Regions from separate parts of the Homo sapiens genome. Here region 2 is linked to region 1. Evidence: read pairs that join two places in POLR2A ChIA-PET (ENCODE). Cell type or tissue: A673. All regions are shown on one strand. Links, peaks and the distances in the headings refer to the core of each region. The heading gives the core; the rest is flanking DNA.

Region 1 (16,066 bases), core at 4,721-12,720:
TTCATATAAATAGCAAATAAATTTTTAGTATAGGTATGTCCCATGTTTATTTGGGGCATAATTAATAAACAATTTATTTGTTGTTTATTTTTATTTTCTAAATCTGGATCCGTGGTTTATAAGGTTTATAGCAAAGACTCAAAAGGGGCCCACACAATTTAGATGCATTGAAATAAAACTCTGGGAGGAAAACACTTGCAATAAAATTAAGTTATTACACAACAGTAAGAAACAGATGAACTGTCCCTATATAAAAATGCACAAAGGACATGAAGAGATAATTTACACACAAAAAAAGACATATAAATGGCAAAAAGCATTTAAATAAATATTCAGCCTTATTGTATTAACGTAATTGCATATTTTTTAAGAAAACGAAAAAAATACTTTTTTTAAAGCTACTAAGGAAGCAGTGATAATACCCAACTTATTTCACACCCTGATGATGAGTGGTTTTTTGTTTGTTTGTTTGTTGTGTTTGTTTTGAGATAGACTCTCACTTGGTCACCCAGGCTGGAGTGCAGTGATGCGATCTCAGCTCACTGAGAACCTTGACCTCCCAGGTTCAAGCGATCCTCCTGCCTCAGCCCCTCAAGTAGGTGGGACTACAGGTGTATCCCACCATGCTCAACTAACTTTTTTGTATTTTTTGTAGAGATGGAGTTTCACCATGTTGGCCAGCTGGTCTTGAACTACTGAGTTCAAGCGATCCACCTGCCTCCACCTCCTGAAGTGCTAGAATTACAGGCGTGAGCCACAACACCTGGCCTGTGACAAGTGTCTAATAGCCTTTCTGTAGGACAGTTTGGCATTACGTATTTTTTAAAAGCCTTAAGAATATGCAATTTGAAAGAACAATTATACTTCTTAGAATCAGTCCTAGGGAAACATTTAGAATATATGAAAAAATTTAGCTCCAAGTATGCTTATCAGTATAATGTTTTTATTAGTAAAAAATAGAAACTGGCCTGTGTGGTGGCCTGTATTAAGGAGTTGGTGAATGCTTCATAAAAACCTTGTTAATCTGACACAGGGGCCCATATGCTGGTCTTGCATCAGTGTGCCTTTAACATTAATGATTAATTTATAGAGAAATTGAACATATTTTATCTCTCAAAATTGGCCCATACAATCTCACTCGTCCACCTCTTCCGCAATAGTCCCTGGGCCTTGAGGAGTTGAATAGCTTTAAGTTTTGGCCCTGTATGCAGTTTATTTTGATTGGCATCTTCTACTGGACCTGAAGATGGGTCTTCAATTACTGTCAGCATTTAAAATTTAGCAGTACTTGATGTCCTTTTTAGACCCAGGAGTCAAAGCCCTGTAACTCAATGTCACAAGTACTTTAAAAGTGCATACAGAGAGATACACGGATGTAATAACCTGAATTTAAAAAAATTTTAAATCTCAGTTTTTTCCTAAGCAAACCAAAACTTAATAATAATGCGACAACTTGACCATATAAAAGTTTTTGGTTTTTAAAAAAATAAATCCTCTTATTGTGACTTACACAGATGGTTCATCATATGCTTGGACTTTCTGGTTTGTCCTGAACATCCCTCCTTCTTAAACAACCAGTCATTTTACCCTAGGACTAAATTTATCATACAAGATTCTTTCTCATATGAAATTATTTCTCTTTAAGTTTCTTACCAAAAAAAACCCTCATTATTTTTATAACTTTCTTTACATCTCTCTTATTTCCTGGTTCCTTTTACCTTGTTTTATACATGACCTTTAAATAAGCTTTGAATTAGACAAAAAATTGTTCAAATGTTTTTTTTTTTGAGACAGAGTTTCGCTCTTGTCACCCAGGCTGGAGTGTAATGGCACAATCTCTCCTCACTGAAACCTCCACCTCCCAGGTTCAAGTGATTCTCCTGCCTCAGCCTCCCGAGTAGCTGGGATTACAGGCACCCGCCACCATGCCCAGCCAATTTTTTGTATTTTTGGTAGAGACAAGGTTTTGCCATGTTGGCCAGGCAGGTCTTGAACTCCTGACCTCAGCTGATCTGCCCACCTCGGCCTCCCAAAGTGCTGGGATTATAGGCATGAGCCACTGCGCCCGGCCACTGTTCACCATTTTTTTTTTTTTTTTGAGATGGAGTCTCGCTCTGTCCCCCAGGCTAGAGTGCAGTGGCGTAATCTCAGCTCACTGTGAGCTCCGCCTCCTGGGTTCATGCCACTCTCCTGCCTCAGCCTCCCGAGTAGCTGGGACTACAGGTGCCTGCCACCATGCTCGGCTAATTTTTTGTATTTTTGGTAGAGACAGGGTTTCACCGTGTTAGCCAGGATGGTCTCGCTCTCCTGACCTCATGATCCACCCGCCTCGGCCTCCCAAAGTACTGGGATTACAGGCGTGACCCACCGTGCCCAGCTAAGTTCACCTTTTTTAAAAGGACAGATTTTTTTTTTTTTTTTTAGAAATAATGTTTTCCTATAAATATATTTTTATTGGAAAATACCCAAATAATGAAATATTTATCATTTAGTTTAATATAACTTTAGATTCTAAATTATGAGTTTGTCTACAAGTATTTATCCTATTACATTTACCTAATTATTTCATTTTAATTGTTTACCTAGATTATTTATGAAAACTGTGATAGTCATCATTTAAAGCTATGGAACCGCCATTGCAAAATTGTAACTGAGACGTGAAAAGATTTGACCTAACTGACTCCATTTTGCTTTTAACCTCCAAGGTGTCCTTGTTCATTCCTGGGCATAGGCCAAACTAACTTTGGGAGGAACTTAGTTTATATTTTAGCTTGAAACAAAGATGATAACAAACCTTACTGGCTGTGGACTAGACCACCTAAAGCCATAAGATTAGAAGTTATGGTAATCTTACTAAATTTGAGATGTAGCTATTTTTATTAAACCAATATCAATGTCTTATTTATTAAAGACTACACAAGCAAAGATCATTCTGTTTTGGGTTGGGTTTATAGTTTTGTAACCCCTATGCCAAATTTTGATGCTTTGTAGTATCTGGTAGGGATAGGTATGAAATTGAATCTCGGTCTCCAAAAAGGGAGAATTATTATGAGGCTAGACCATGTGATGCTCTTACAGTGCACTTAAAGAAAAAAACTTTTTTTTAACAAACATATTTCTAAGTGTCTAAACCACACTCTTCCTTAAAAACCCGAGAGTAACCTCTGTTGCAATAACTATTTTAGTTGAAAAACACACCAGGTAACACAATACAAAAGTAAGCCGTTTAAGAGCTGAGATGAACTTGTCTGTTTACATTCTTGGGGTTCCATAAGGAAAAACAGGTTTCTCCCTCAGAGGGAGTCTGGCGCCTTCTCAGTTTTCTTTAAGGAACCCCAGGCTATTATAAACTATTTTAGGTTACCCATGCTACAGAGAGTGCAAGAGAAAGAAGACACAGCAGAAGTAAATGAAGAAAACAGAATTCGGTCAACTGAGAAGAAAAAAACTTTTGCTGAAAAAAAAGACAAGATCCTAGGGGAAAAACAAAAGCAAAAATATGAAGGCCTTTTAAATACAAACACACACACATGCACACATACACACACACGCACACATACACACACGCACACACACACGCACACATACACACACATGCACACACACACCCACATGCACACATACACACACGCACACGTACACACACACGCACACATACACACACACGCACACATACACACACACGCACACATGCACACATACACACATGCACGCACACATACACACACGCACACATACACACACGCACACATACACCCACGCACACATACACACACGCACACATACACACACGCACGCACACATACACGCACACACATACACACACGCACACATACACACACGCACACATACACACACGCACACATACACACACGCACACACACACACACGCACACATACACACACGCACACATGCACACACGCACACATGCACACACATACACACACGCACACATGCACACACATGCACACATACACACACATGCACACACACATACACACACGTACACACACATGCACACACATGCACACATACACATATGCACACACACATGCATACATACACACACGCACACATACACACACACTTCTTGAATGTTAGCTTTTAATTAAGCTGACTTTTCATCATTGAGCTCCTTTAAAAAAAATCTTTTAAGATCTCATCACCATATTTCAGCTAGGACAAATTGCTGCTATTTCAGAAGTACAGCCATTGCTCTCTTGGTTGGGCCTCGCTAGCAAAAAGGTGGCCTTGTTATGTAAATAAAGTCCCTTAGTAGTCAAAATGAAAAATCTTTCCTCTTTTTTTTTGGTTTCCTTTTCCGGCCGTTTTTCTCCCCCACCATACCACCTTTTGTGTGTGTGTGGGGGGGGGGTGGCGGGGTGGAATTTAGCCACTTCAGAGGCCTTGTTCCCCATAATTTGGAACTTTCCTTTGGATTTGATCAAGCCGGATAGAGTTGATCAAACCCAGTGGGAAAAAGACTGAAACAACAACAAGAACAGAAACAAACGACAACAACAAAAAACGCAGTTAAGCAAAACAAATGATCGCACAACTTATACAACTATTGAGCGCTCTAGTGGTGAGGAGAAATTAAGACAAGCTGGTTGTTAATCTTAACTTTAGCCAAGACAAACCCCAATTCAGTTACTTACCTAGGGATGGGTCTCAGGCTGAAGACTGCTCTCTATCACCCTAAAAGCAGGAAAAAACCCTCATCCTTCTTGTTGGAAGTGAGCTCAAACTCCATAAAGGAGTTACCTGCCTTCCGTTGTCATGGAAGCAGGAAAAACTTGCCTTCCTTGTTGGAAGCAAGTAAAACTCAAAAGAAAAAGGGAGTTGTACAGCAAAATAAACTTTAGATCTTGACCAAATTTTGGGAGATCAGGGATTCTCTGGAGGGGGTTCTCCCAGACCTCAGCAAATTGTCCTATTGGCTTGAGCCATAAAATTAGCTCATGCTGGTTCCAAGCACCAATAGATTTGTCAAAGGTCAGGGGCACCTCCGCTCAGAATCCCTTCATGGTTACCAAAACTTGAACCCAGAAAATTTGAGACAGGTCTCAGTTAAATTAGAAAGTTTATTTTGCCAACATTGAGGACACACACTTGTGACACAGCCTCAGGAGGTCCTGATGACATGTGGCCAAAATGCTCAGAGCACAGTATGCTTTTATACATTTTAGGGAGACATGAGACATCAATCAACGTATGTAAGGTGAACGTTGGTTCAGTCCAGAAAGACGGGACAACTCAAAGTGGGGAGGGGGCGTCCAGGTCATAGGTAGATAAGAGACAAATGGTTCCATTCTTTTGGGTTTCTGGTTAGCCTCTCCAAAGAAGGTAATCAGATATGCATTTATCTCAGTGAGCAGAGGGGTGACTGAATAGAACGGGAGACAGGTTTGCCCTAAGCAGTTCCCAGCTTGACTTTTCCTTTTAACTTAGTGATTTTTGGGGCCCCAAGATATTTTCCTTTTACACACTTTTAAACAACCACATCTCGCGAGGACAGTACCAAGAGAATGATATTTAACCATTCATGAGAAATCTGCACCCATGATCCAATCACCTCCCACCAAGCCCCATCTCCAACACTGGGGATTACATTTCAACATGAGATTTGGATAGGGACAACATCCAAACTATATCAGACTGGGTCTTGCTCTGTTGCTTAGGCGGGAAGTTTGACAGTTTCCTACAAAGTTAAACATACACTTACCATATGACCCATTAATCCCACTCCTAGGTATTTAAACCCTAGAGAAATGAAAGCTTATGCTCACACGAAAATTTGTGTGTAACTACTTATAGCAGCTTTATTCACAATCACCAAAATTGGAAACAACACAAATGCCTTTCAACCAGTAAATGAATAAACAAACCATGGGAACAGTCATACAATGGAATAGTACTTAGCAATAAAAAGGAATGAACTATTGATACATACAACACCACGGATTAATGTCATACACACTGAGTCTTAGGAGGTTACATTCTCTATGACTCTATTTATACGACATTTCAAAAACCTAACACCACAGTGACTGAAAACAGATCAGTAGATGCAGAGATTCAAGGGAGGGAGGTGTGACTATCGAGGTATATAAGAGGGGATTTTGAGGGGGTGATAGAACTGTTGGATAGTCTGATTTTGGTGGGGGCCACACAAATCTATACATATCTTAAAATTCACAGGAAGATTTTTTAAAATATACATATATATTTAAACAAAAAAGAATGGAAAGACACACGTGAAAATACCAACAGTGGGTTATTTCTTTGCAGTTGAATAAAGGTGATAGTTGAATAAAGGTGATTCCCCCCTTTTGACTATGTAATATTTCTATTTTTAGAAATAATGAACACACGTTTTCTTTGTAAAGAGATGTCATCGGCCGGGCGTGGTGGCCCATGCCTGCAATCCCAGCACTTTGGGAGGCCAAGGCAGGCGGATCACCTAAGGTTGGGAGTTCAATACCAGCCTGACAAACATGGAGAAACCCCATCTCTACTAAAAATACAAAATTAGCTGGGCATGGTGGCGCATGCCTGTAATCCCAGCTACTTGGGAGGCTGAGGCAGGAGAATCGCTTGAACCCAGGAGGCAGAGGTTGCGATGAGCCAAGATCGCACCATTGCACTCCAGCCTAGGCAACAAGAGCAAAACTCCATCTCAAAAAAAAAAAAAGAGAGATGTCGTCGTATAGAAAGGTAATATATATATTTATTTACGTATGTAAATGCATTTTGCTATTGGACTAACTTGAGTGATGCCTGGCCTTGTTTCATACTGGTTCAGCCTTCTGTGGGTAAAGGAGCTTCACCCCATTACTGGAGAAACATCTTTTGGATGAGATGTTTCTTTTACTTATAGAAGAACTGGCAGTGCTCTCATCTCTCCATCAATCTTCTGCTTTGCCATGGGCCATAGCGTGAAAAGTGCTGGCCTCCACTGCCTCATTAGGTTTCCCATTAGCATCCATTAACCAACAACTTTCATTTCTTGGTGTGCAGCCAGCATTCCTTAGGAAATGAAAAAAACATCGACGTGATGATGCCATCATCGACTAAATATCGGCTTCCCGTCCTCATCAAGTCTGGATTGTCTTGCAGGACTTTCATCAAGTATTAAGTATTAGGAAGCTGCCAGGAGTTCCAATGGCACTTGGCTTATTTGATTTTGCTTCACAAAAATAAACAAAGTTACACTGGGCGAAATTTTTAAATTGTTTTATCCAAAGATCTAGAGAGAAGAATGTAAACCAAGTGCATTTGGCCTCCTTAGTCAGTTTTTGCAGCACCCACGACAGAATTCTGAGATTCTGAGGAGCAGCATGGACCTCAGATGCACACCCCTAAGGGAAGATGGCAGTCAACACTCCCAGCCACGCTGGGGGATCCCAGCCTCCCGCATCCATTCCTGCCATGACTACCAGCAGTAAGTGAGGCCACAGGCATCCCACAGGGCAATGCTGTTTTTCAAAAATCCACAGTTGTTATCAGACACTATGCTTCAAGTTGGCAATTTGGTAGAGCAATTGTCTGCCTTTGAGAATGACACCACACAGCACAAAGATATCACTAAAGCCATTAACAGGCATTTGTAACCTCTTAAAGATTTGGCCTCGACTCCCATTATTAGTTCTGGAACCTAAAATAAAATCAAATAATTCTTTTTTTTGTTTGTTTGTTTGTTTTGTTTTTTTCAGGATGGAATTTTGCTCTTGTCGCCCAGGCTAGAGTGCAATGGCACGATCTCGGTTCACTGCAACCTCCACCTTCTGGGTTCAAGTGATTCTCCTGCTTCAGCCTCCCGAGTAGCTGGGCTTACAGGCACGTGCCACCACACCCAGCTAATTTTTGTATTTTTAGTAGAGATGGGGTTTCACCACATTGGCCAGGCCACTCTCAAACTCCTGACTTCAGGTGATCCACCCGCCTCAGCCTCCCAAAGTGCTGGGATTATAGGCGTGAGCCACCACTCCTGGCCCACAATCAAATAATTCTACATGCTTCAACAGCTACCCAAATATATATGTTAGTGCACAGGAAATAATCTGGAAGGATACACAACAGCTTAGTGAAAGCAGGTATTAAGATTGGAAGCGAGAAGACTTTAAATTTATCTATAACTCTTGAAGTTATTTATATTATTTGTGTAATTTAAAATTAATTTAAAACAACCTAAGTTTTAGAATCTTTTTTTTTTTTTTTTTTTTTTGAGACAAGGTCTTGTTCTGCCCCCAAGGCTGGAGTGCAGTGGTGGGAACACAGCTCATTGTAGCCTTGACCTCCTGGCTCAAGTGATCCTCCCAATTCAGTCTCCCAAGGAGCTGGGACTACAGGTATGTGCCACCATGCCCAGCTGTCTTTTAAATTTTTTGTGGCGACAGGACCTTGCTGTGTTGTTCAGGCTGGTCTGGAACTTCTGGGCTCAAGTGATCTTCCCACCTTGGACTCCCAATGTGGTGGAATTGTAGGCATGAGCTATCACACCTGGCTAGAATCTTGTTTTTTTTTTTTGTTTTAAAGATGAATAAATTCACCATTTTCTTGTTGTATAAGAGCAGGTGTTCTGAGGAGTTAAAGACAGATAGATTTGAGAGGAGTAAGGATCTTCCTTTACTTCCTTAGCTGTGGAAGTCTTGAGGGTTACACAGCACCCAAAGAAGGAACTGGGGTTTTATTGGCACTGAATAGGGAAGGGAGCTTGGTAGTGGAGAGGACCTTGGAGAAGTGGTGCAATGGGAGTCGATTTCTGGAGAGACTCAAATAGTCCTCAGATGGGACTGTCTGTTCTTCCTGCTGAGTGAATGTGAAAAGGAAGAATACCCAGAAATAAAGGGAAGAGAAAAAAGAGCACTAGGCAAAGGAGAAGAGAGGAGATTGGGAGGGCGCCTGTGGAGGGCAGTTTATGAAGACAGGAAATCAAGCAGCTGGCCACGGTAGGGGACAGACTCAGAACCATCCCCACCATAGGAGGGTGGAGATTTCACATAAAGGAGCTTCAGGGGCTGTATAAGGCCTTAGAGAAAGAGCATCACTCAAGCTGTGTGCCAGCTCAAAGGAAGATAGTGGCTTTTCCCTCCTTCCTTCCCTCCCTTCCTTCCTTCCTTCCTTCCTTCCTTCCTTCCTTCCTTCCCTCTCCTCCCTCCCTTCCTTCCTTCCCTCTCCTCCCTCCCTTCCTTCCTTCTTTCCTTCCTTCCTTTCTTATTTCCCCTTCCTTCCTTTCTTCCTTCCTTCCATCTCCTTCCTTCCTTCCATTCTCCTTCCTTCACTTCCTCCTTCTTCCTTCTCTTCTTCCTACCTTCCTTCCCTTCTTTCTTCCTTTCTCTTTCCTTCTCTTCCTTCCTCCCTCTTCCTTCCCTCTTTCCTGTATTTTTTCCTTCCTTCCTACTCTCCTTCCTTCCTTCTCTCCTTCCTTCTTTCCTTTTTTTGGAGAATCCAGAATGAGGACGTTTCAAAGAGGCCATGCCAGATAATGCAATGATCTTTTATTAGGAAATTACAGTCAGTGATTCAGTGCAGGAAAATGAGTCACTATATTAGGCTAAAAGCAATAGAAATTCACAAAAGTAACAGGGATGAATGTTCTACCAGGAAGGGAACAAGTTACTAAAATAAAATGCCATTGTTCTTAAATATAACCCACTTCTAACTGTGCAAGATTTCCAACTGAGAAATTTGAACTCCCTGATGATGCCCTTAAATTCTACTATTGTTTTTATGCTGGGTACAATGTGACATATTTTAATAAAAAAAGTAATATAATATTTCATATGACCCTCTTTTGTATACATAATTGTATTTTCCCCCTTTATTAAAATTTAATATATATATATATATTTTTTTCTTGAGACGGAGTCTTGCTGTGTCGCTCAGACTGGAGTGCAGTGGCATTATCTCAGCTCACTGCAACCTCTGCCTCCTGGGTTCAAGCAATTCTCCTGCCTCAGCCTCCTGAGTAGCTGGGATTACAGGTGCGCACCACCACCATGCCCGGCTAATTTTTTGTATTTTTAGTAGAGACGAGGTTTCACCCTGTTAGTCAGGCTGTTCTCGAACTCCTGACCTCGTGATCCATCCACATCGGCCTCCCAAAGTGCTGGGATTACAAGCATGAGCCACCATGCCCAGCCCTAAAATTTAATATATTACTGTCCAAGACATTATTAAAATGACGTGCATACTCGGTGTCTCTCAGAAAATAAAGTTCCAAGAATGATGATGGGTCATTTGACATTTGAAGAAAAGCATCTGTTTTTGAGAAAATTTTCTTTCCTTAACACATTTATTCATTGAATTCACTCACTCTTTCAGGTGTTTTGCATAGTTCTCTCTGGTAATAAAGTGAAGGAAATTTACCTGAAGATCAAGACTGTTTCTTGGCCGGGCACGGTGGCTCACGCCTGTAACCCCAGCACTTGAGAGGCCAAGGCAGGCAGATCACTTAAGGTCAGGAGTTTGAGACCAGCCTGGCCAACATGGTGAAACCCCGTCTCTACTAAAAATACAAAAAAATTAGCCAGGCGTGGTAGCACGTGCCTGTAATCCCAGCTACATGGGAGGCTGAGGCAGGAGAATCGATTGAACCCAGGAGGCAGAGGTTGCAGTGAGCTGAGATCGCCCCAAAGCACACTCCAGCCTGGGCGACAGAGTGAGATGCTGTCTTAAAAAAAAAAAAAAAGGACTGTAAAGACTGTTTCTTGTAAGTTGCATTGTCATCATAAAGCTGGATAGGGACTCAGAGCCCCCAGTGGCATTGAGGACACAGAGCTTGAGAGAGAGAATTATATGGTGGGGGACATAAGAGAACAAGCCTAGTTCATAAAAATTACTTTCCTAGGATTCCCGATATTAACTCTTTCCAGCTCCCTGAAGAGAATTGTAAAGGTTTCCATTCTGTTGAATAGAAAACATGAACCGAGTGAGGTGCTCTGCTAGGGAGCTGTGGGAGATGCCAGGCCGGTAGTGTAGTTGTTGTCCTCTGGGAGTTTGCAATAAAATAGGGGAGAAGAAGGTTTTGGTCTGGTTTTTTTGAGACAGGATCTTGCTCTATTATCCGGGCTGGGGTGAAGTGACACCATCACAGCTCATTGTAGCCTTGACCTCCTGGGCTCAAGCAATCCTCCCAGTTCAGCCTCCCAAGTAGCTGGGACTACAAGTGCATGCCACTGTGCCCAGCGGGCTCTCACTATGTTGCCTAGTCTGGTCTTGAACTCCTGGCTTCAAGGGATCCTCCCACTTTGCCACCCCAAAGCACTGGGATTATAGGCTTATATGAGCCACCACACTCAGCCAAGAAAAGACTTTTGATCAAGACTCTCATTAGAGACAAGCAATGGAAGTGCAATAATTAGGGGCACAAACAAAGTACAACTGGTCAACTGCAAGATAAAGAAATATAGTCATTTGACCAGGTAGGTCTAGGAAGTCAGTGAGTAGGATGTTAGCAGGTCTCTGAAGGTGGTTAGAATGTTGACCGATGAGGTACTGAGAGAAAAAAGGGAAGAGATTCCTGTGCTGGATCAGGCACAGAAGATGAAGAATGCAGGGTGTAGAATGGCTTGTTTAATTGGCCTGGCCTTGGGAGCCAGATGGTGTGAAAGGGAGGGGCATGTAGTGAATGGTGATGCTGAGAAAACCAGCGGGAGGCAGATGCAGTGTCTTGAAGCCCTTTTGGATCTTAGTATTTATTGTAATGGAGCGCCACTGAAGGTTTTCAAGGAAAGAAATGACAGATTGATATGTGTTCTTTAGAAAGACAGCCCCTGGCAGGAGTGTCTAGAATAGACTGTTGCAACAGAGCCATGACTTGCACAATGCCAAGGAGACCATTCACAACTCCATGCAGTGCAATGTGAATGGTGCCTTTTGGAATTATGTGGTGGGCAGCCCCAGGGAGTGGAGATGTCAGAGACAGAGTGATAGAGGTAGCAAGTAGGGATCTTCGATTGCAAGCAACAGAAACCGACCCTAATTAACTTAAGGAGGAAAAAATACATTGGAAGGATGGGGGTCATTCAAAGAGTTAAAAGATAAGAAAATACTTAGAGGAATCAGAGCTACTTCATAGATCTAATGGAGAATCTCTTCAGGATATTGCCATGGGGACAAATTACTTTCCATCACTTCCAGTCTTTTTGACACTCTACTCAAGAGTCAAGTTCCAGGGAGAGAGGATGATTGATTTATTTAAGGTCATGTGCTCTCTCCTTGGCCAAGAGACTATAAGGGCATCTTGGCCGAGTGCTGTGGAGCCCCTGGGAACAGTTTTCAGGTGTGGTTTGGCCAATTTCTTTTTTTGTTTGTTTTTGCTTTGGCCAATTTCTGTGAGACAGCACTGCAAAGATACCATCTCAATACTTGGCACAAAGGAAGTCCTGAAAAAAGTGATATTTTCCCCCTTTTCCCTGCAGGGAATCTTTGCAAATGTACCCCTTTACTTGAGATAAAGCATTTTTATTTATTTGTTTATTTATTTATTTATTGGAGATGGAGTCTCCTTCTGTCGCCAGGCTGGAGTGCAGCGGCACGATCTCAGCTCACTGCAACCTCTGCCTCCCGGGTTCAAGCAATTGTCCTGCCTCAGCCTCCTGAGTAGCTGGGACTACAGGCGTGTGCCACCACGCCCAGCTAATTTTTGTGTTTTTAGTAGAGACGGGGTTTCACCATGTTGACCAGGATGGTTTCGATCTCTTGACCTCATGATCTGCCCACCTCGGCCTCCCAAAGTGCTGGGATTACAGGCGTGAGCCACCTCACCCACCCTGAAATAAAGCATTTTAAAACATGCTCAAAGATTGAAAAAAGCTCTATAAGGAAAAACATGTTTATCATATATATATATATGAGCGGTTGCTGTGGAGCTAGCTGAGTTCCCTCTGTTTGCAGTGACTAACTTTATTAAGGCATTAGCAAACCTTGTTCCAGGAAAGCCTTGCCTTTCGAATGAAAATATCCAGGATTGGGTGAACATAGCTTGAGTCGCCCTATTTGGGTAATGACTCAGATTAGATATCCAGCTCTCAGTAATGTTAGTGTTTGCTTGGGTTTATGAAATATTTTATTGATCTAGGCATTTTGCTTTTTTTTTTTATTCTCCACCTGTTTGTGGGTAGATTTTTATGACTGGTATCAAATTCCTTATTTTACACGTGGACCTATATTTCATGCTTGATATTTGATAAAGGAAATTGAGCTGTTCTTTCTATTGCTTTAAGAGCAGTAGATCCTGGGGGTGAATGCTGTTGTGTGACACATCAAGACCAGCAAAAGCACAAGAGAAATGAGCTTTGAAAAGAGAGGTAATTACCTAAAATTAGATAAAGCCAAAACTGTTCTGTTAGGTAAATCCTGCTGCTAAATTGCCTTTAGCAAGCTAAGCATGGGATAATATTATGTTCTACCAAAAAAAAAAAAAAAAATCTAAAACCTTAGCCACAGGAAAGTGTGCTGAATATCAAGTGTTTTCAAGCGTTCTCTTATTTTTCTTTATTACTTTCCTGACTTGAAAAAAGACATGGCAAAGTGTAGTGACAATTGATTTAGGGCATGGGAAAGGGTGACCCGATTTTTAAAAATGTTCTCATAAATCAACAAATTAGTCTCCTTGAGATCATGAAGTGATGTTTCTGAGAAATTAGTGGCCTCATTCTGGAACCTAGTGGACAGGCTGTGTTTTCAAAACTAACAGCTTGTTCTAGTTGCCTTGCTTTAGTTGAAGGCTTAGTACCTCTACCAAAAGCTTCAAAGTAACGCAGGCATTGAGCTTCCCCAAGAAAAGGGCAGTAAAACAAACAATGTAGAAGCAAAGAACCAGGTGTCTTGGCAACATTGTAATTATGGCTGCTTGTGACGTTCTACAGGGATTTCTTCTTCAGGACTATGAATTTGGCCCATCAGGAGAACTTTGGCTAGCTAATACCTGCTGGGGAAATGTATGGGATCAGATCTCTGATTTATGAGATCCCTTCCAAGTGGGATCTGATAAATTATTAAAATAATAATTTTGAAATCTGTAACAATTTGAGAAAATACTTATGTCATAATGTTCCATGAAAGAAGCAAGATTTAAAAAATAAACTTTTCCGTGATTACAACTGTGTAATAATTATGGATATGTACAAACAAAGTCTCTAAAACAATAGCTAAAAATGAAAAAGGCCAGGTGTGGTGGCTCACGCCTGTAATCCCAGCACTTTGGGAGGCTGAGGAGGGAAGATAGCTACAGCCTGTGTTCAAGACTAGCCTGTTCCCATCAGCAGTAGACTGGATAAAGAAAATGTGGTGCCTGTACACCATGGAATACTACACAGACATGAAAAAGAATGAGATCATGTCCTTTGCAGAAGCACAGACGGAGCTGGAGGCTATCATCCTATGCGAACTAACATAGGAGCAGAAAACCAAATGCCATATGTTCTCACTTATAAGGGGGAGCTAAAGAGTGAGTAGATACGGACACAAAGAAGGGAAAGACAGACACTCGGGCCTACTTGAGGGTGGAGGGTTGGGGGAGGGTGAGGATCAAAAAACTACCTATTGAGGGCCAGGCGCAGTGGCTCACGCCTGTAATCGCAGCACTTTGGGAGGCAGAGGCAGGCAGATCACCTGAGGTCAGGAGTTCAAGACCAGCTTGGCCAACATGATGAAACCCTGTCTCTACTAAAAATACAAAAATTAGCTGGGCATGGTGGCGCATGCCTGTAATCCCAGCTATTTGGGAGGTTGAGGTAGGAGAATCGCTTGAACCTGGGAGGTGGAGTTTTCAGTGAGCCGAGAATGCGCCACTGCACTCCAGCCTGGGCAACAGAGCAAGATTCCATCTCAAACAAACAAACAAACAAACAAACAAAAAACCAAAAAAAAAAACCAACAAACACACACAAACCCCAAAACCCTACCTATTGGGTACTAGGCTTATTTATTACTTGAGTGACAAAATAATCTGTACACCAAAACCCCATGACATGGAATTTACCTATATAACAAACTTGCACATGGACCCTTGAACCTAAAATAAAAGTTTTTTTAAAAAAAGACTAGCTTGAACAACATATAAAACAATTTAAAATTTTTTTTAAAAGAAAAACATTTAATTTCTGGGGAGATTTTAGAAAACGCTTAGTTGATTTTGCCTTAATTCTGTTGTAGTTGATGCAAAAAGCAAAAGAAAGGCAAGGTGACATTCAAAATATTTTGTATGCTGTATTCTACACTGTGGAGGCTGCTCTAATAAGCAGCTGTAGTAATTACAGAGGGCACCAGATGGTGGCATGTAAACACAGCTTAGAGAGCCAGGTGGGCACTGGGCTTTTCCCACTGGGGTTCCAGAGTGGCCTCTCCCCCTCCAAGGTCTGGGCCCAGTCTGTTTGGGGGAGTGTCAAATGCAGATGGGAGCTGTTGGAGGCCCAGAATGTTGCTGGAGAGGGGTAGACACCAGGGCAGCCCTTCAGAACGCCCTACCTCAGCCCAGAGCAATGGGTGTGTTGGAGGCACTTGATGTGTTCAGGCATCATCTCCAGGTTTTAACAAGTGGCACAGCTGTAACAACGCCAATGAGCTGATAGGAGCCCTGATTACCAACAGTCTTGAAAGAGAGGGCCTGAGAGAATGCTTGCAAAGTTCTTACTTAGTGTAATCCCAGCACATGGGAAAGACTCCATACACGCTGGCTGTTGTAATAGGATCACAGTCCTGCTTACACTTTTATTATTATCAATAGGCAAAAAGCACACACCCTAGAGATTTTTCGAGGTTCCTTGAGGAGAGGATGGATGTCAGGTGTGGCCATCAGCCCCAGCGCTGAGAAGGGCTTATACAGACAGAATCTTCAGGTGGTATGACGACTTAGCTTCCCTGGCCTTTCTCCCCACTTCTGCCCATCGGTCATTACCTACCTCAGGACCCTCTAGTCATTATCGTGGAGAGGGGGACAAAGGAGGAAAATGCAGGTAGTTGAACCTGAGAGATGGTGCCAAATTGTCTTTTAATAACAGTTTTTTCTTCGAAACAACACAGAAATGCATGTCTGCACACAACAGGGACAGGATCCAG
Region 2 (14,357 bases), core at 3,555-11,554, 1.1 Mb before region 1:
GAGTATGTTGGGGGGTGGCGTGTAGATTTTGGATCAATCCCTGGCTTAAATCCAGCCCATAACAGCTTTGCTGTGTCAGTTAAATAACTCTTCTGAGCCTCAGTTTCCCATGTGTGGGATGGGACAGTAACACCTGCCTCGTCACGGGGCTGTTGGAGGCCCAGTTTGTGAATTCCTCATTTCCCCAGGAGAGAACAAAATCAGTTCCTGGAGAGCCCCTGACAGCCCCCATCCATTGAATTTTCTTCTTCTCTCCTGGGGAAATTAGAAATTCACAGGGCAAGTTTCCACCAGGCTTTGCCTTCCTGAGAGATCTGGCCTGGACCACACTCAAAGCTTGCCCTGCACATGGCTGGGAGAAGGGTCAAGGGCCCCTCAGGTGCGGGTGGCTGTAGAGCCAGCATGGTCTGGAGGGAGTGTGCCCACAGGGAGCTACCCCAGCCAGGCAGCACCTCCTTTCCTTCTGGGGTGCTAGGCCAGGGGAGGAGGTATAGCCTACCTCTTTGTACTGGTCTTGCCCCCTCTGAGAGACAGAGACCTGCTCCCTAGGGAATTGCCTTTAGATGGGGGCAAAGGGAAGGGAGAGAAATTCCTTAACCTGAAAATAAGTATAATCATTGTTATATTAAAACAACGCCAAATTTGCATGAATTTTAAAGAAAAACCCTGTACATCGAAGGGATGGGAGCACCTTCTTTGGGCAGCTGTGCCCCGTTCCTCAGCCCTTCTCTGCCTGGGCACAGGTGCCCCCTGGACAGCACAGCCTGGGGGTCCTGGATTTTAGGGGACCCACTCAAAGGGCCAATAAAGGGTTGAACACTTTTAAGGTGCTTCAACTAGGAGTTTAGCTACCCCTTAGCTATTTTGTGGTTACTGAAGCATGGCCCCCAGGAGAAATCCCTTTTTCCTTCTTTTCTGGGAAGTTCCTGGGAGCCGAGGGGAAGTCTGTTAATACCAGTTCTGGCAGGTGGGAAGAGGCTAGTGGCCTCCTCACCTTGCCACGGGCGCTGGTCCCTCCCTGGGGAAAAGGTTTTCTTGGCTTGGACAGCTTAGGGGCAGAGAGGAGAACATCCTTGGTTTTATCCTGTCTGTGTATATATACATTATGGGTTTTTGTTTTTTTTTTGAGACAGAGTCTCGCTCTGTCGCCCAGGCTGGAGTGCAGTGGCGTGATCTCGGCTCACTGCAAGCTCCACCTCCCGGATTCATGCCATTCTCCTGCCTCAGCCTCCCGAGTAGCTGGGACCACAGGCGCCCGCCACCACACCCGGCTAATTTTTTGTACTTTTAGTAGAGATGGGGTTTCACTATGTTAGCCAGGATGATCTCAATCTCCTGATCTCATGATCCACCCGCCTCGGCCTCCCAAAGTGCTGGAATTACAGGCATGAGCCACCGCGCCCGGCCTTGTTGTTTTTTAATTAAGAAAGTAGTTTTGGATGAGAGAAATGATAAAACTTTTATATACTCCTCCCAAAAAAGTTAAATGCCTCACATGTGTGAGCTGTTCAATTCAGAAAATGGCTGAGTAAACATGATTTTAACTTCATGACTGAAAGAACACTGTAAATTTGGGGAGAAAAAACAACAACTCCATAATGAAAAACAAAGCGGCTGTTCTGCTGTTTCTGAAGCGAGTGGATTGGAGAAAGCGCCTCAGTGGGAGGAGCCGCCTCTCTCCCTAATAACCACACAGCAACAGCTGGGGCTTTGCACGTTCTCTCGGGGCATTCCACTGTCTCGGGAGTGGCCTGTGCGTGGGCCTTTAAGTGCTTTTTCAAAAGCCAAGTATATACCCAAATGTGCTTTTAAATAATGTCTAGGGTCCTGGGTTCCACCCCCAACACTGGGGAGGCCAAGGAGTTGTAAACCCAAACACTGGCGTGTTTGGCTGCAGCCTGGCCTGGCTTTTGTCGGCGGTTTCTGGCTATAATGGTGCTTTTAAAAGTGGTGTGTGTGTGTGTGTGTGTGTGTGTGTGTGTGTGTGTGTGTAGAGTATAATCGGCTCGGATTTAATTCATTCAGCGCATCCAGTTTCCTTAGAAGGGCCAGTGGTGTGTGTGTGTGTGTGTGTGTGTGTGTGTGTGTGTGTGTGTGTGTGTGTGTGTGTAGAGTATAATCGGCTCGGATTTAATTCATTCAGCGCATCCAGTTTCCTTAGAAGGGCCAGTCCCTCCAGCTCAATGCCTTTTTCTGGAAGTTTTGGCCTCAGAATTCAGGCTGTCCGGCCAGCACACAGTGGCCGGCCGTGCGTTCACGTTCAGGACTCACAGGAATGTGGCAGATGGACCCACTCTGTGCAGGGGCTGTAGAAGCTCGCTCAGGGACACATGCCGAATTGCCTTCCCCGCTCCCTTCTTCCTTGTAGTTGAGTCTTAACTTCGCTCTCAGCCATTTTAATTGAATTTAACTTGGGGTAATTATACAAGCACTGAAAGGATTTGAATGCTTTGGGAACAAGATAATTTATACAAAAAAACTTAATCAGGCTTAATTTTGAATTCTATGCTTTTATCTTTAAAAATGTTTATTTTTTTCAAATGTGTGAAAATGGCATTGTGTGTATGTGCTCATGTGTGTTGGGGATGAGGTCTCATCTCCTTGGGTGCACTGACGTAAGCAATGGACTTTTCTAGAGTTGCTTTCCTTTCTTTTATCTGCCACCTCTGGCTATATGATCTCCAGGTAGTTAGCATCTTTTTGGAGGGTTTAAACTGGTTTTAATAATATTCTTAGCGAAAGGTGATGCTGAAGGCAAACCTGTTATTACTACCAAAACGAGTCCTGCCTTACAGAGCCCACTGGAGGCGGAGTCTGGCTGGGCCCTGACCCAGCTCCCTGCCGCTGGCACAAGAGACCAGCTAGCTATGATACAACTTGTTGCCCAGTTTTCAATGGCCAGTTGGGTTCCTTTTAGCTCCTGATTTCATGTTTCTGGGCAGTGGGATATAGGGCCCTGCCTGGCAGTGCCAACCAGCAGCGAGCCCTGGATTAGAATGGCGCTGTGCTGGTTTGAAGTGGACAGACGAGCAGGTAGGGCCACATGGGTGGCTGTTGATTTATTTATTTATTGAGACGGAGTTTCACTCGTTGCCCAGGCTGGAGTGCAATGGCACAATCTCGGCTCACTGCAACCTCCGCCTCCCAGGTTCAAGTGATCTTCCTGCCTCAGCCTCCTGGTGTAGCTAGGATTACAGGCACCCACCACATCTGGCTAATTTTGTTTTTAGTAGAGACAGGGCTTCACCATGTTTGGCTGGTCTCGAACTCCTGACCTCAGGTGAACCACCCGCCTCAGCCTGCCAAAGTGCTAGGATTACAGCCGCGAGCCCTTGCTCCTGGTCCATGGGTGGTGGTTTCTAAGCTGCGCTCAGCCTCCACGCGTAGTGGAGGTGGCATTCCTAGGGATTTTAAATTTGACATCTTGCAGTTGTATTTGGTGGTTATCTTTGAAAGTATTCTCTGAAATACTTTGACTAATTCATGCTGATGCATTTATTCTGCTCCACAATGTTGGGTGGTGGCCTCCCTGGTTGGCTCTCCTGTGGACCCTGTGTCCCCTGGATGTGCCTGCAGTCTATCCCACCCTGTTGTGGCTTTGCCTTGCTTGGCCTGGGCCAGGAAGGCCTCTTCCCAGATGTTTGACAGGAGTGTGGCTTTGACCTCTGTTTATCAGCTCTCGGTTCTTACATTTTTTTAATTTTAAACTTTAAGGGCACAAGATAATTGTTCCTGTTTATGGGGATCTCACTATTTTTGTACCCACTGTGTGCAGTCCCTCTCCAGGGGACTTGATCCTCCCAAAGCAACCAGATGGCTAAGCTGCTAAATACAGGGCGCGCTGGCCCAAGCCTCGCCAGGGGCCTCACCTGTATCTTTAATTTGTATTTCTTCACTTTTAAGTAGGTTTAACTTCCTATTCTTACATATTCTCATCCTTCTAGAATATTCTGTCAGCAAACCACCTAGAGAAGAGAATGACTGTGATATTTTGTAATTGTTTTGTGCTTCTTCTAACTTAAAGTTGGATTCTCTATTTCTCACTTAAGAAGGCAAAACAGTAATATAAAACTATGTTCATCAATACAACCTTAAGATGTTTCTAAAAAACAAAACACTAATATATATTTTATTCCTGTTTCAAACTCAAAGTATTTCTAGCCCAAAGGTTCCAAATGAAAAGCAGCCATGCTCTAGAAAAATGAACAGCAGAAAGGCACAGGTGGCATTCCCAGGCCTCCCTTGCCTTCTGCCGGAGTTGAAACAATCCAGACCTTTGGGAGCACACAAGGTAGACGAGAAGTTGCCTGCCATCAGCCAGACCTGGGTGTCCTATTTAACAAGTGGAGAGCGGGCTGGGACAAGCCACAGATTCTTGGCTTTTCCCGGCTGCCCGGGGTTTTGCTGCCCCAGGCAGAATAAACATATTTTGAGCAACTGCCAGCGTGTGATTGCTGCACCGTCTTCCAGCAGGCCTGGAAAAATACTCTAAAAGGCAAACCGTTTGCTGTGTTTCTTCGTGGGAACTCACTGCTTAGTCAACAGCTGGTGTGCATGGGGCCTGGGTGGGCAGAGAAGGCCCTGGTCTCCACCCCAGTGCCCAGGCCTGCAGGGATTACGGCCATCTCATGCCTCTGGGCCTGCTCGACCTTGACCCTGCTGCCAAGAGATGTCTCGTTCTTGTCCTGTTTTATTGAATGTCTCCAGAAAGCAAGTGAGTGTAAGGGAAGCCAGCACAAATCTGTAGAAATGCTTTGGACAGACTTGGGTACTTGTGGAAACCCTAAAGAAAAGATGAGGAGCTTCAGCTTCTGATTCGGGGCTATGAAGCCTGCTGAGCTCCGACAAGAACGCACACGAGTGACAGTAAGCGCAGACCAGGCCTGCGCGGGGCCTGCCTGCCTCCCGTGAGCTCATTCAGTCTTGTTTTTAGATTACCTTTTTTGAGGTATAATTTACATACAACAAAATCCACAGATTAAGTGCACAGATAGGTCAATGATTTTGACAAATGTATCCCCCATGGAACCGCTGCCCAATCAGTATAAGGAGCATTTCCATCTCCCCAGAGGGCCCTGTGTCTGCGGCAGCAAGTACCCCACCCCCTCTGGTCTGGGTGCTGTCCCGGGAGGTGAGTTTTGCAGGTTCATTGTCAGTGGCTGTGATGGGGGCTGATTACATCCCGCCTGGCTACTCTGCACGTCCTGCTTCTGCCCTGCTCCCGGGCCTGGTCTGAGGGTCTGGAGACCTGGTTGTCTTGTGGGAAGGAAGAGGTGGCAGAGCCGGCACTGAATCCAGGGCCTATGAATGTGCCCCCAGGGCTATGTTTGAACCTGTAGGGTTTGAGAGACAAGGAGAACTTGAAGGATTCCCAACAGCCTGAAGGCCCATCGTGCCTCTTTGGGAATCTGGGCTGAGTGGGATGGCCCCTTGGCTTCCTGCAGTATTTATGAAGTGCCTACTGCATGCGCCGGGCCGTGCCAGATGACGTAGGGGGGTGAAAGGAAGAGAAGGCGAGACCTCGCCCTCGAGGAGCTGTGGTTTAGAGGCATGAGGATGGGCCATGCGACTCCCTTGCTCGAAAAGCAAGAAAAGGTGCAGTCGAGAGACCTAGAAGAGGCGGCAGCCCTTTCCTCTGCTGACTCGCAGCTCAGCCTCGCAACTTGGCATGGAGGGTTTTAGTTGTTAAAAACTAAACATTATTTTATTACATATTCCATATTTGTTATTATTTATTCAGAGACAGGGTCTCACTCTGAGGCCCATGCTGCAGTGGTGAGATCATGGCTTATTGTGGCCTTGACTTCCTGGGCTCAAGCGATCCCCCCACCTCAGCCTCCCAAAATGCTGGGATTACAGGCATGAGCCACCGCACCCAGTCTATTTCCTTATTACAAAATTCTCAGCATGGAGTTTTTCATTCATCTTTATGTTTATGTTGTACAATATCAGTTTTAAGTTTCAGTGCATTTAACTCGTGGAATCACAGAAATGACAGTTTTCATAACTTACACATGCGTATTTCTTTTTTTTTTTTTTTTTTTTTTTGAGACAGAGTCTTGCCCTGTCGCCCAGGCTGGAGTGCAGTGGCGCCATCTCGGCTTACTGCAAGCTCCGCCTACCGGGTTCACGCCATTCCCCTGCCTCAGCCTCCCGAGTAGCTGGGACTATAGGCGCCCGCCACCATGCCCGGCTAATTTTTTTTGTATTTTTAGTAGAGATGCGGTTTCACCATGTTAGCTAGGATAGTCTCGATCTCCTGTCCTCGTGATCCACCCGCCTCGGCCTCCCAAAGTGCTGGCATTACAGGCGTGAGCCACTGTGCCCGGCCATCTATTTCATTCTTATCAGAAAGTTAACTGAGCTGTTTTTCACCTCTTGAGGTGCACATATTCTATCAACACTGTCTGCCTTCACCTACTGATGATGGAGGAAAAGAGGGGGAAAGGCACTCTGGGTGGCCCAGCAGGTTGCCCTGGCTTTCTGTGTCATTTTCCGAGTATGTGGTTGGCTGACGCATGTGTAGGAAGGGACATGATGGGGCCTTTGGTGTCTGAATTCTCCGAACCCTTACTTCCTTCTGTAGGGGGAACAGGTTCTGCTTGCAATGGGAAGTGCAGCAGCTCACCCAAGCTTCACCCTAATGCCAGAAAGCCCCACACCCTGGGTCTACCACGATCCCACACTCCTGGGCTCTCCACTCACAGGAGTGCTGTGTTATTCCAGCAGGCTTCGCTTTGCTTACAAAATACAAAGACAAAATCGGGAATTTCAGGATAGTGGCAGCTTCTGAGTGCCAGTTCCATGGCACATGCCAGGCAGGCAGGCAGCCCAGGGTGTGCTTAATAAACCCTGAGGGCACCTTCTAGATTCAGGAGGCCACGGCAGATGTGACTGGAGCCTGGTATGAGGGCAGCCCAGGCCACTGGCTGCCTGGGGCCCTGGAGTGCTTGGGGGCAGTGAGGGGGTGCCCTCCTCCAGGGGCCCTGGGACGTGGAGGTCAGGAAGGAGGTCAGGAAGGGACGTGAAGGCTCTGCTGCCCTTGCCTGGGTCGCCTTGTGTGTGAGTCACTTCACCTCTGCCCCAGCTTCCCCATCTGCAAAAGGGGGGAGAAGCTGGGAGTGAAGCGGCCTCACCATGTGGTTTGGAGCACCAGGTGAAGAATGTAAGTAAAGCACTTGGCATGGGGTGGGCATGGAGTCAGGGCTCTCCCTTGGGGGTGGCGTTGATCCCCCGTGAGCCACAGGTAGGTCCGGCAAGTGGAGCCAGGTTCCTGAGGCCGTGCCTGCAGGTTGGCCCTGTGTGACGAGGTTGACGGCATCTCCAGTGTTGGGCCGCTGGCCGCCTGCCCAGCATGTGTTCCTGGCTCTGCCTCCTGCTGCCGCCTCCGCTGCGCCTTCTGAGTGTCACACCAGGAGGCAGCAGGGGCTGGCAGCACCTCCGCTCCTGCTGCCGTGCCTGGAATTTGGGGCCATGGCCCTGGCCGGTTCTCCATCCTGCCTGTTTGCATAGAGCTCGTTCCCTGGCCTGGCATCTTGGGATTTTCCAGTGATTCCTTTCCATACTTGAAGCAGACATGGGGATGCAGGGGATGGTCATGTCTGCGTTGTTGGTCACTGAACATTTTAAAGGTGGCAACACAATTGCCTTTAAAGTGATATGGCATGAAAAAAATCGTTATTTATATTTGGCATGGCCAAAGAGTAAAAACTCAAGGGATGGTTGCTGAGGAGCATTCAGGAGGCCTGGGGTGGCATCAGGGACCAAGTGTCCGTTTGATTTCACAGACCCGTAAGTGTTCAGTGTCTTGAGCGAACTGTGAAGAGGAGACCCTGGCCTCTGATTTCAAAGGCGCCAGCGTTTTACCGGGGCCGGTGCAGATAATGGAAGAAAGGTGTTTTGCCAGGGACTTTTCCGGGGTATGCAGTGGGGCTGGTGAGGGGTCTGCCTTAGCAGGAAGCCCTTGCCTTTGCTGTAAAGAAACTAGCAAGCGACAAAACGAAAGCATCAAAGAGCCAACAGGATGCGGCCCGAGCCCTCCCTGGCACGTTGCCCCGAGCCGCGCGGGGAAGAGTGACCTTAGGGCCCGCCTCGCGCACACAGGCCAGGCACAGGTTGAAAGTTCAAGGCATTTTGTTTTTTCACCTGTTTCCTACAGTTCTAAGAAACTTCTGAAGAATTAATGTGTAACTATATCAGACACTCGGCGTTTTCTCCAGGGAAAATAATGTTACAGTGGGGGAGGGAGGGGAAGTGGCTACTTGATGAGACACAAGAAGGTTTCCATAAAGTAAGAAAAACCCTCTCTAGGGGAAACGTGCACAACATCGCATGTGACTCTTACTCCATCTCCACCATGTAGAATGGCTGCGTTTGCTCAGGGCTGGCACAGTGTGGGGCTGCTGGTGGTCACAGAAGGACTAGAGCAGCAGTTGGTGTCCTTGAAACCAGTGTACAGCCGTGATCACCATGCCCTTCGTGAGTCTGGTGGGCCCAGGATCTGCTGGGGCCAATTTTGACACGAGGTATTGAATGACAAAAGCAAATTAATGCAGCAAATGTAAAGATAGAGATAAGCTCTTTGCCATGCCACCTTCTGGACCAGGAGTTTATGATTCTGATACTATTTCTCCCTGGCCAGTGGCAGAGCCCCTCTGGCAGGGGCCTGAGCTTCATGCTACCCAAGTCTAAATCATTTTACTTTTTTCTAACAAAGTCTTAACTTGCCAACTGGCAGTATGCATTGTTACTGGCTTGATATATCATGTGGAGAAAACAGATGCTTTGACATGATGACATACAGATTTTACTAACATTTCCTCCTGTCATGAAATTTTCATATAAAGATGAATATTTTCTTGAGGCACCATTTATAAAGGTGGTTTTTATGTTAGAAGCTGGTGTTGGCCAGGCGTGCTGGCTCATGCCTGCAATCTAGCACTTTGGGAGGCCGAGGTGGGCGGATCACAAGGTCAAGAGTTTGAGACCAGCCTGGCCAATATGGTGAAACCCCATCTCTACTAAAAATACAAAAATTAGCCAGGCGTGGTGGTGGGCACCTATAGTCCCAGCTACTCAGGAGGCTGAGGCAGGAGAACTGCTTGAACCTGGGAGGCGGAGGTTGCAGTGAGCCGAGATCGCGCCACTGCACTCCAGCCTGGGTGACAGAGCGACACTCCGTCTCAAAAAAAAAAAAAAAAAAAAAAAAAAAAGCTGGTGTCTTTTTAAAATCCTTTTGTAAATTAGTTTAAGAAGAGTTAAACACTAGCCCTTTCCTTGTTCGGTTCACCTGGTCTGCGTATGCATGCTTTTAAACGTGTACCAGGCATATGAAGTGGTTGTGATTTGTAAACTATCATCATAAACTCTTAAATCCTGCCTTTTACACTCTTGCCACCAGGTGGCTAAGAAAAAAGAAATCAAGAAAAAAATCTAACAGTTATGCAAAGGACTCGTAATCACTTTCAAGTTCTGCTTCAGTGGTGAAATATGAAACTATAGACGGACTGCGTTTCAAGAAGGAGAACTGCTGAATAAGTGACAGGCATTTCAGGCAGCGCCCGACCAGATGGACAGCTCATGAGTCTTCTTATTTTCTCAAATATTGGCAATGGGAAACCAGATTTTGCTGATCTAAAGCTTTTGGAGACTCTCTGAGCCTGTTCCACCTCCATGCTGTCCCCTGGATGCCGCTATTGTCCGGACCAGTTAGCTTTGGGACAGAGGTTCAGCTTTGGCCTCTTGGATTTCCAGAGTGGAGGATGCCTGAATCCTGACCACAGCAGCAGGCCGCCCTTATCCTTAACACATCAGCATCAGGGAACGACATCTGCAGAGATGTTCAGTGCCCTCAGAATTGGCTCTAGGAACCCAAAGTAAAATTCTCCAAACTGATGTTAAGGTCTCATGCATGTCATTCTTTGATTCTGTGTATTAACAGTAAGATGCTATGAGGAAATCCGTGCACGAGGGATGACAGCGTGGCAGGCTGGAACACGCTTTTTAGATTTACTTTCGTGGACTGGATCTGTTAAGAGTAAGGCCAGCGTCCTAGGGCACAAACCGTGCTCTCCCCAACGTTTCCACAGCGTCATGAAGGACGATCTTGTCCCATGAAACAAACCCTACCCGTCTTCTTGCTGGGGGGGTCAGCGGCTGCTCTGCTTCTCCTGTGCACCCGGGGTTGCTCTTCAGTTCTCTAACTTAGTAAGTTGGACTGGCAGCCTCTTGGTTGTACACCATTTTATTCTTGATTCGCTTTTCTGATTCAAAGTGAACCTGAGTGCCTTAATCCTCTAAGGGGAATTAATTGCTTGTTTCAGTGCTTAACTCTGATCCTGGCTCAGTCCCCATGGGGACAAGTTTCTTCCTGTTAGGATCTGTGTGTGTTGTTCAAAACACAATCAGAAAGGTAATGAAGTTTTTCTTATGACAGAAGCCAGAAATGCAGGCTATTTTCTTTTCTATTGCATAAGTAGTGTTCTCAAACTAACTTTATGTTATGAAGGATGCTATTGAACTCAATACATAAAATGTAGAAAATTTTAGTTGGTCATTCTAGCAGGCTGGATTATTTCCTAGAAATGAAGGTTAACTTTTATTGCCTGGTTTTATTTTACAGAAATAAGCTATCATCTTCTGCAGAAGACAATTACTGAACTGATTTTCCAGAGTTGGAATTAACCTTCTGTGGCCTAATCACCTTCATTTCTACGTAATATCACCCTCCCAAGCATTTTTCTTGGTTTTGGAAAATCATTAAGGCCACAACCACTACTCGATATGCCTGATGCCCTCTCCCACTTATAATGTGTTCATTTTTATTTTTGAGAAGACTATAGCTAGTAGATATTTCTAGAAGATGTTGATAAAGGATGGAGTTAAGTGGAGACCTGAGGAGGGAGCAGGGATAAGGAAGGGCCAAGGGGAAGAGGGAATTCACATTCATCAGGTGCTCATGCCTGCACAGTCGGCAGTCAGTGGAGGGTAACTCTTTGGGGTAAATAGGAGGAAATGGAAGCTCAAGAACTTGAAATCACTTGCCCAAAGTCCCACAGGTGCTCAGGGATGGAGGCAGGAACTCAAGTCAGGCCTGTTATGGCACAGTGGATTGTTTGATACTTGCCCTGCACTCTGTCCCTAAATGCCCATCTACAGAATTCTGAGGTTGCCTTTCCTGATGCTGGCCCTGCAAGGGCTGGGCTCACACTGTGTCTGATGCAGCAGGGCTGACTTGGGGGCAATTACTTCACATTAAGGTAGAGACCAAGAGAAATACTTGTTTTAATCTGGAAAAACTCAGATGGCTTGCCTACAGCCGTTTCTTACCATTACTCATTAAACCAAGCCCTTACATTTTATCTGAGACCCTGACTCTAACCCTGTGCCATGGAAAAACAAACAAACAAACAAAAAACTAGCATGGTGAGAGGGGGCAGGGTTGAAGACACAGTAACATGTGGCTCTCAGAAGGTGGCATCCCCTTCTGCAGTGGCAGTGTCACCCCTCCCAGCCCGGCCCAGGGGCCTGGTGCACCCAAAGAGGAGCCCGACATTTTCTCAGCCAGAATGAATCACAGGCACATTCTGCTGCGGTTCTGAGAGGCATCTGGCCAGTGTTATAGACTTTTCATGTGTCCTGTTGGTTGTGATCCTCACAGCAGCCCTTGGAGATGGGCTGAACATGAGAGACAAGGAACAAGAGTACAAGGAGATAAGAAGCTCAAAAAACAACAAACAAAACCCAAAGCTAGCAGAAGGAAAGGAACAGTAATGATTAGAGCAGAGATAAACAAAAAGAGAATTTTAAACAACAGAGAAAATCAGTTAAACCAAGAGTTGGCTGTTTGAGAAGACTAACAAAATTGACAGACCTTTAACTTAAATAAAAAGAGAGAAAAGATCTAAATAACTAAAACCAGAAATGGACGAGAAAACATCACGTCCTACAGAACAACACATCTTGCAGAAATAAAAAGGCCAAGAGAATATTATGAACAATTATGCCAACAAATTGTCTAACCTAGATGAAATGGACAAATTCCTAGAAAGACACAACCTACTGAGACTGAACAGACCTACAACTAGTAAAGAGACTGAAGCAGCAGTCAAAAATCTCCCCCAAAAGAAAAGCCCACTCTCTCTCCGGTCCGTGCCTCCAAGATGACAAAGAAAAGAAGGAACAATGGTCGTGCCAAAAAGGGCCGCGGCCACGTGCAGCCTATTCGCTGCACTAACTGTGCCCGATGCGTGCCCAAGGACAACGCCATTAAGAAATTCGTCATTCGAAACATAGTGGAGGCCGCAGCAGTCAGGGACATTTCTGAAGCGAGCGTCTTCGATGCCTATGTGCTTCCCAAGCTGTATGTGAAGCTACATTACTGTGTGAGTTGTGCAATTCACAGCAAAGTAGTCAGGAATCGATCTCGTGAAGCCCGCAAGGACCGAACACCCCCACCTCGATTTAGACCTGCGGGTGCTGCCCCACGTCCCCCACCAAAGCCCATGTAAGGAGCTGAGTTCTTAAAGACTGAAGACAGGCTATTCTCTGGAGAAAAATAAAATGGAAATTGTACTTAAAAAAAAAAAAAAAAAAGCCCAGGACCAGATGGCTTCACTGGTAAATTCTACCAAACATTTACAGAATTCACACCAGTCCTCCTGAAACTCTTCTAAAGAATGAAGAAGAAGGAACATTTCAGTGTTGAGCATCACCCTGATACTAAGGCCAAAGACACTCCAAGAAAGAAAACTACAGACTAATATTCTTGATGAAGATCGATGCCAAAATCCTAAACAACACACTAGCAAACAGAATTCAACAACACATTAAAAGGATTATATGCAATGGCCAAGTGGGATTTATTCCTGGAATGCAAGGATGTTTCAATATAAGAAAATCAATCAATGTAATACACTACATTAACAGAATGAAGGAAAAAACACACAATCACTTCAATTGATACAGAAAAAGCATTTGACAAGATTCAACACAACTTCATGATTTAAAAACAGTCAACAAAGGAACAGAAGGAAATTACCTCAACATCATAAAGGCAGTATATGAAAAGCCCACAGCTAACATGATACTCAGTGATGCCAGAATGAAAGCTTTTCTTCTGAGATCAGGAACAAGAAAAGGATGCTGCTTTCATCAGTTCTGTTGAACATAGTTCTGGGAGTCCTAGCTGGAGCAATCAGGCAAGAAAAAGAAATTTAAAAGGCATCCAAGTCAGAGGTAAGAAGTAAAATTAACTCTATTTGTAAACAATATGGTCCTGTATAGAAAATGTAAACATTTCACCTTAAAACTTTTAGAACTAATAAGCAAATTCAGTGAAGTTGCAGGAGACAAAATTCACACAAATAATTATTGCATTTTTATACACTAACAATAAGCAATCTGAAAAGACAAACTATTCCATTTATGATAGCATCAAAAAGAATAAAATACTTAGGAATAAACTTAACCAAGCAGGCAAGATGTGTACACTGAAAAGTACAACACATTGCTGAAAGCAATTAAAGAGGACATAAATAAATGGAAAGACATCCCATGTTCATGGATTGGAAGACAATATTGTTCAGATGTCAATATTTCCTAAAGTGATCTACAGATTAATGCAGTCCTTTAATGCAGAAAGAGGAAAACCCAATCCAAAAATGTATATGGAAATATCAAAGGACCTTAAATAGACAATGTGATCTTGGAAAAGAACAATGTTGGAGGTCTCATACTTCCTGACTTCAAAACTTATCATAAAGTTACTGTAATCAAAATAGCATAGAACAGGAATTCCTCCTTATCTGTGGTTTTGCTTTCCGTGGTTATTGTTTAATGGGTACAAAGTTTCAGTTTTGCAAGATGAAAAGGTTCTGGAGACCTTTTTCACAACTCAAATATACTTAACACTACTGAACTGAACACTTGAAAATAGTTATGATAAATTTTATGTTATGTGTATTTTATCACAATTTTTAAAACTCCACAAATTAAAAAACAGGAAATACAGAGAAGGATTTGGTTTATCAGATAAAATTTAAAACAAGTAGGGAACAAAAAGCATAGGGAAGTGTAGGGTGCTTTGCAAACCATCTCTGCCATTGCAGAGCCTGAGTCCTCCACCATACTTGACAGGGTCACCTCCCTTGGGCCTTGGGGTCAGTGCAAGTGACAGAGCCAGAGAGGCTTTTGGAGTCCAGCAGGCCCAGGCTCAGTTCCTGCTGCTGCCTCTCACCAGCTTCGGGCCAGAGCCCTCATCTTAGTTTCTTCATCTGTTAAATGAAGGTAATACCACCTACTTTACAGAGTTGAGAGCATTAAATAAACTGAGATTACACAGGCTACTTAGTGCGGGG

Evidence for each region. Peaks named below come from ENCODE experiments on the same cell type or tissue, not always from the same donor. Only the 100,000 strongest peaks of a DNase experiment are listed, where the experiment ranks them.
Region 2: POLR2A ChIA-PET joins it to region 1 with 5 read pairs; 2 of 35 experiments call an interaction of 5 or more read pairs at or near these places.

Annotation. Positions count from the first base shown.
Region 1 is chr13:99,464,891-99,480,956 of GRCh38, reverse strand. No RefSeq gene overlaps it. Among named protein-coding and RNA genes, the nearest start is that of LINC01232, 26 kb to the left of the region's middle. In A673, for the core only: no CTCF peak of the experiment used is centred there; DNase peaks (open chromatin) are centred at 8,946 and 11,726.
Region 2 is chr13:100,538,053-100,552,409 of GRCh38, reverse strand. The region is part of intron 2 of GGACT (gamma-glutamylamine cyclotransferase); the gene reads left to right. It also overlaps the pseudogene RPS26P47. Among named protein-coding and RNA genes, the nearest start is that of GGACT, 44 kb to the left of the region's middle. RefSeq lists enhancers at 4,363-5,040, 5,041-5,719, 6,468-7,190, 7,191-7,914, 9,345-9,524. In A673, for the core only: a CTCF peak has its summit at 9,398; DNase peaks (open chromatin) are centred at 9,439 and 10,319; H3K4me3 peaks cover 448 bases; H3K27ac peaks cover 2,005 bases.